Linked DNA regions of Homo sapiens: region 2 is linked to region 1. A link is a contact called in ENCODE Hi-C or POLR2A ChIA-PET data. All regions are on one chromosome and are shown on one strand. Each heading gives the region's core, a stretch centred on a gene start or an enhancer-like site at or near the end of the contact. The rest is flanking DNA. Distances are from core to core; before and after follow the strand shown.

Evidence for each region. Hi-C counts contacts between places; a loop is a spot of excess contacts on that map. ChIA-PET counts read pairs that join two places held with the same protein, here RNA polymerase II (POLR2A). Pooled maps may share reads with other maps.
Region 2: a loop to region 1 is called in a map of B cell, with 24 times the contacts of the local background. The contact joins the promoter of RAB4A-AS1 here to the promoter of URB2 in region 1. A Hi-C loop is called at or near these places in 7 of 168 maps with a recorded cell type or tissue (B cell, CD4-positive, alpha-beta T cell, CD8-positive, alpha-beta T cell and 3 more), 10 of 37 single-sample maps with no recorded cell type and 25 of 50 pooled maps. POLR2A ChIA-PET finds 5 or more read pairs at or near these places in 2 of 52 experiments (MCF 10A and OCI-LY7).

What each region holds. Positions count from the first base shown.
Region 1 is chr1:229,624,454-229,627,507 of GRCh38, reverse strand. It overlaps URB2 (URB2 ribosome biogenesis homolog), which reads right to left and starts at 1,261. Exons shown (of 10, transcript NM_014777.4): 1 at 1,152-1,261. TAF5L (TATA-box binding protein associated factor 5 like) reads left to right here and starts at 1,386. Exons shown (of 5, transcript NM_014409.4): 1 at 1,386-1,623. RefSeq lists enhancers at 688-767, 2,428-2,477 and silencers at 958-1,657, 1,748-1,937.
Region 2 is chr1:229,269,545-229,272,592 of GRCh38, reverse strand. It overlaps RAB4A-AS1 (RAB4A antisense RNA 1), which reads left to right and starts at 1,439. Exons shown (of 2, transcript NR_149313.1): 1 at 1,439-1,617. It overlaps RAB4A (RAB4A, member RAS oncogene family), which reads right to left and starts at 1,482. Exons shown (of 8, transcript NM_004578.4): 1 at 1,223-1,482. The coding sequence starts at 1,253. RefSeq lists silencers at 941-1,100, 1,141-1,670.

The DNA.
Region 1 (3,054 bases), core at 12-2,511:
TTAAAAGTTTTTAATGAATCAACAGATTTGTCGGGGTAAATCTACATACAAGATGCTTGACTCCAGAATTTTCTGGGGGAAATTCAGACAAAAGCAAGCAAAAGATGGACTGCACACACAGAAGATGGACTATATGTATTCCAGCTATGATCAAACATCACTTCCACAAAGGTGAGTGTTCAGGAATTCAACAAGGCCAAAATCAGTGATTACATTACTTGTGGAAAGAGTCATTCATACATGGTTTCAAATTGAAAGAGGAAAAGATACATAAGCAATATCCGGAGAAAGTAATATGTCTCCAAGTGAAAAAGAAAACCCCAAAGGAATACAGTTATTTCAGCTGCAACAGTAACCTTCCACTAACACTTTTATTCAGTCGTGTATAAATTTACAACGCACATACACTTCAAAAAAGACTCTACAAGAGATACTTGCACAAGGAAAAGACTAAAAATAGAAAACAAAAAACCATGAAATCTCGGGGGTAGCAAACATACCAAACACCTACAGTTACTATTAAACTGGGTAAACTTGGCTTTGAGTTTCCTAAAAGTTATAGTAAAAAGGAACGTTAAGACGTTTTCATTTTAGAAATTAAGTTATCCTTCACTCTACTGCAGAGAACAAGAACGTCAAGTGCTGTCAGTTTTCCTATTTTGTCAAAATGTCCAAAACGAATTCAACGATGCCTGACTTTCTAAGTTCAATACCATAGAACCGCCATCGCGACAGCTACAAAGTGCATAACAGGTGTTTGCTGAACTGGCTACAAAGACAACCGAGATGCTCTCCCCGGCTCCGCCAGAGTTCGGCTCTCCGGGCCTCCAACCGCCCTTACCGGGCAATGCGAAGTCCAGGGCGGACAGCACAGCCCTGCCAGCACTCCCTGCCCAGCAGAAAGAGACCAAGCAACAAGAACCAGGGGAGAGCAGCTAGGAGCCAGGAGGGAGTTCGCCTTCGCGAATGGAGCGTGCCGAAGCCGCTCCAGCCCAGAGTCTGCTGGCGGCACCGGAACTGGGCAGGGTTGGGGGGCCCCCCATCTGGGCCCGGCCTTAGGTAGGGGGATCTCCTCTGGACCAGCCCCGGGTGGGGGGACTCACCTCGGGACCTGGCTGCCCGCAGGGGCTGACCGCAGGTGGGGGACTCACCTCGGGATCCGGCCCGGTAGGGGGCTCAGCTCGAGACAGCTCCGGGTAGACAGGGGAGGACGGCGGCAGCGGCGGCGGCTGCTGTCCCGGTGCGGCGGAGGCCGCTGTACGGGTCCCGCGTCCCCACCACGTGGGACCGGTACCCGCGCTCCTTCCGCCGGACGCCGGCGGCGCAGCGGGGAGGGGCTGCACGCACGCCAGGCGTCGCCAGCCGAGCGCCGAGGCGCCTCGCCCATTGGCGGAGACGGTTGCGCGTTGGAGGCCCGAGCGGCCCAGCCCGCGGCCCGCTCCGTGTCAGTCAGTCATGGAGCGGCCGCCCAGAGCGGCGGCGGGGGCGGCGGGGCGCGGGGCGCGGGGGCCCAGCTGAGCCGGCCGTCGGAGTGAGACCCTGCGGCAGAGACGACGGAGGCGGAAGCAACCCGATCCCGGAGGCGGCGGCGGCGGGGGGAGCCGGAGCCGCCTGGGATGTTCAGTGAGTGCCGGGAGCACGGGCGGGGAGGGCCGGGAGGGTCGCGAGGCGCGCGCGCGCGCGGGCGGGCGGGGGCCGGGGCGGTGGGGCCTCGGCGGGGCGCGCCTTGGCTCCCGCCGGCGGGCGGTGGGGGTGGGGCGCGGGAGGCGGGGCTGGGGGGCGGCGGGCGGCTCTGCGCGGGCGCGACGGCCGCGCCTCCGCCCTCGGCCTCCCGAGTCCCGGGCTGCGGCCGGCGGCGTGGCCTGCAGTCGGCGGCTACACCTGGACTGGCGTCGCGTTCCTGCGCAGGGGTGGGTCCTGCGGGTTGGATGCCGGGCTCGGGGAGGAGGTGGCGGGCGCCCGCGGGGAAGGTATCCCAGTGCCCGACAGCCAAGCAGGGAGCACGGCTCCACAGCTCCTTTGCATGTAGGGGAAAAGGAAATGTCTTTGCGGCGAAGTCGGGATTCAACTTTGCACATGGTGATCGTGCGTGGGTGGGTGTGGAGTCGATCTCCGCGTGTGACACGGGGGAGCCAGAGTTAGACTAGCTGCTGCAGGAGAGTGCTTACCTGCAAGGGTGTCTCTCGGGGCTCGTTGCCTCATGACAGCAAGGTAAGGTTGGTGCGCCCATGGTGTGGGACGGGTTCACCACCTCCAGCTCGCGAAGCTGCCAGGCTTTTGAAAATGTATTCGATAAGGCGTTGGTCCGAAGTGAGTGGATGGTTAGAAACAGTGGTGTCATTTTAGACTTAGCGGAAGTGGAGTGCAGGAACGCTACATGCAGTTCTCCCATCAGTTGTGAAAGTCGTTGTAATGCGGATCTCGCAGTCTTTGTGGTTCTGGGATCAGAAGGTAAGTGCCAGTCCCATGCAGTGTCTGTCTTAAATTACTGTACCTAAACTGACCTTGCAGATTGGAATCTCGGAATGGTGACTCCTGCTAACAAGCAGTTGGGAGCTGTGCTGAGAGGAACATTAAGTGCGGAGCGTGTCTTATATCAGGCGATTCAAGTGTGCCAACACCTGAGTTGGGGATGTAGGGGAGGACACGGAGGCTGTGCCCCAGTTCCTGGTCACAGCTCTACTTGGAAGGGGGAGTAGGAAAGGGAGTTTTGTGCTTAATAGGTTAAATGCATCTGGCCACATCTTTAAACTTTGGAACAGCATAATGTAGTGGATAGAGCTTGGTGACAGTAGACCTAGGATGGAAACCATGTAGCCATCTGCATAACCTCTCTGAACTGTAGTTTCCTCATCTATAAAATGCGATGATAAGGAATAACTTAAACGTGGATTTTTTTTTATCTTTAAGAGACAGGGTGCCTCTATGTTGCCCAGGCCTGGGCTCAAGCAGTCCTCCCGCCTCAGCCTCCCAAAAAACGACCTTTTTAAAGGTACCCAGAAAAAGAATGATGTGTATGAAAATAGCTAAATGTTAGCTATTATCGTTTCCTTT
Region 2 (3,048 bases), core at 190-2,689, 360 kb after region 1:
CCTGTCTGGGTCATCTTTCTTTCTAACACACTTTCACGGACCACACTCCTTCAGAACTCTTGCCTGGTTTTTAATTATTCACTCATTAGTATCACAATTGGATTAATACTGCATTCCCTCAATAGACTACGCTCCATGAGACCAGAGCCGTGTCTGCTGTGTTTCTGCAGGATGTACAGCCCTCCCAGCACGGTGCTCGCTTCCCTAATGCCATTCCACAGTATTTGTTGCAGAGAAGGAAGCAGCATGCCAGGACAGATGGAGACAGGACTAATTTGGCTTGAGGTATGTAATTTTGAACTTGAGCCTCTCTCTGGGACTGTAAAACTCCAAATCAAAGTCTTAATCTGAGAATACATACATCTGAAAGAGTGATTAGGGACTGGTAAACATCTATTAATATTCAACTCTGATACAAAGTACAAGTTGTTTATTCTTACCACGCAAGGCCAAAAAAGGGGAGAAAAAAAAAAAAGCACACAGCATATGCACTGGGAAAGCTTTCGCTTATTCAAAACAGTATTTGTCAAGCACCTCCAGGTCTGGGTGCTGCAGGGGAAACAAAGATTAAACAGCCAGGGCTTTGCTTCCAAGGTGCTTACGGTCTTAAGAAGGAGACAAGACATGTTTATAAATAGCCAAAATGCAACCCAGAAAAGGCTAAAAAACACTGAGAGGGAGGGAGAAATAAACGAAGCAAGAGGTCTCCGGAGGAAGAGATGAATGAATTAGCCTATTAATAACTCCTCACTGTAATCCCAATGTAAAGCAAGGAATTCCAAACCAGGAAAGGTCAAACTGAAGTATTTGAGGAACACAGGCGTCGCCCTAAGCCCTTCACAGGCTCGCTGGGGATAATATCGCAGCTGAAACCGAACATCAAGCTGGCTTTTCAAACCTTCAGTTATTTACATTAGACTGAGAGGGGAAAAGCGCTAAGAGTGCAAGAGCAGAGAAAGAGCAAGAGGAAACTTGAAAAGGCGGATCACGCCAATGCGCTGTGCACAGCGCCCCCGCGCCCCGCGCACCCGCTACCCCACCCGAGCCCCCAGCGGCCCGCGTCCCCCATCCCGGTCCCAAGCCCAGACACCTCCGAGATCCGTCCCCCGGCTCCGGCCGGCGCCACCGCCACCCTCAAGACCCCCGCAGCCCAGGCCCGGCCCCGCGCCACCGACGCCCCCCGCGGCCCGACCCGCGCGCCCCGCCAGCCCGGGCCTCGTACCGTAGGTTTCGGACATGGCCGTCTGCGACATCTTGGGAGCGGCGCCGCCTCTCGCCGGGTCACCGGCTGCACTCGCCCGCGGTCCGCCGGCGCGTCTCGGTGGGGAAGGACCTGGGGCGGGGGACCGGAGGAGGGAGGGGCCCGACCGGTCCCCACGGCAACCGCCGGTCTCCCAGCGGCTGCGGCCCAGCCGGACTCCAGCTCCGCGCAGGCGCAGGGCCCTCCACCCTCCGTCCGGCCGCGACCGCGAGGAGGAAGAGGAGATGGGCTACGCGAGGCCCGGCCCACCCCGCGTTCGCGCGTGCGCACGGGGAGGCCGGGGCGGGGCGCGTGAGGACTTCGGCGCGCGCCGGAAGCACGTGCGCGGGCTGGGCGCTCTGGCGGTGTGCGCTGAGGTGGGCAGAGCGGCAGGTGGGGGCGTTGGGGGCTGAGTCCCGATTTCCCTGAGGGAGGGTCGGGTAGAGGCGGGCGGTGGGCAGGTTTGGGGGTGACAGAGGGCTGGGGACAGTGGGGTCCAGTTGCCGGACAGAGGAGGAAGGTGCCCGCACTGGGGAGGAAAGCAGTCCATTTGCCAAATTGGCCCGTCTCAGTTAAGACGTTGTCTTCGGTCATCATCTGCGGCTGTCAGCCAGGAAAAAACTTCCCTGACGCTGTTACGATGGAGGCCAGAACTTGGTTAATGTGTAACAAGGAGGCAGTAGGCCCCAGGTGTCCAGCCAGAGGCCGCCCTGTGAATGGGAGGCAGGTTCATTTACCCGTTGGGAAGCTAAGCTTTCACTCCAAACTGCCGGGCCCTCTTGGATGGAGCTGAGCGGGTGTGGGCGGAATGACAGAAGCGCAAGATGCCCAGGTGCTAAAAGGTCATCGCAAGACTACAGGCTGCAGCCTCTCCACATCCCATTTTAGAGGGTTCTGGATTACGGTTGAGAAGTATCTCCCGGCCCTCAGCTGGGGATGTGTTTCCAAATTTAGGAGTTTTTTTAATTTTTATTTTTTAACAGGGTCTGGCACTGTCAGCCCAGCCCAACCGATTCTCCTGCCTCAGCCTCCTGAGTAGCTGGGGCTAGGGGCTCACACGACCACACCGCGCCAATTTTTAAATTTTTTGTAGAGATGGGGTCTTGTTATGTTGCCCAGGCTGGTCTTGAACTCCTGAGTTCAAGCATCCTCCCTCCTTGGCCTCCCAAATTGCTGGGATTACAGGCATGAGTCATCTCACCTGGCCTTGGATAGTTTGGTTTCAGAAGCAAAACTGAGTTAGAATCCCCTTCTGTGGGAAATGTAGAGATAAACATTTATGGGAAAGAGAATTTTGGTTGAGGATTTGGCCCATCTGAGCTTGATCAGGGCCACATAGCGCCTCATAGTTCCCAACCTTGTTCACAATAGGTAGTCGAATGCTCAAAATATCCTTGGCTAAGCTCCCAAGTGACCTGGACTGTGTGGAAAATGCCAGTACATACTTTTGTGTGTGTGTGTGTGAGTCAGTTTGGCTCCATCCTCCACATAAATTGGCATCAGAGCTTCCCTCTTCCCCAGTGGCTATTTGGGTCGGTATTTTTCTCTTGTCTCCGATCCTAATAACAAATAAATGCAGTTTTTTCTAAATCACAGAGAAGGCCCCATGGTGAAAAGTTGTGACAGCTGTAATTCCTAAAACTGTTTTATATATATTTCTTGTTCAGTGGCTCAGATCATTTGTTGCTTTCTTGTTTGTCTCTCTGCATGTCGTGTTTGATTTAGGCTCCTGAGTATAACAGATTGGTTCTGATTAAAACCATTTCAGAGGAAAGACAGTGATCCCAGGAAGCGGGAAGAAAACAGCA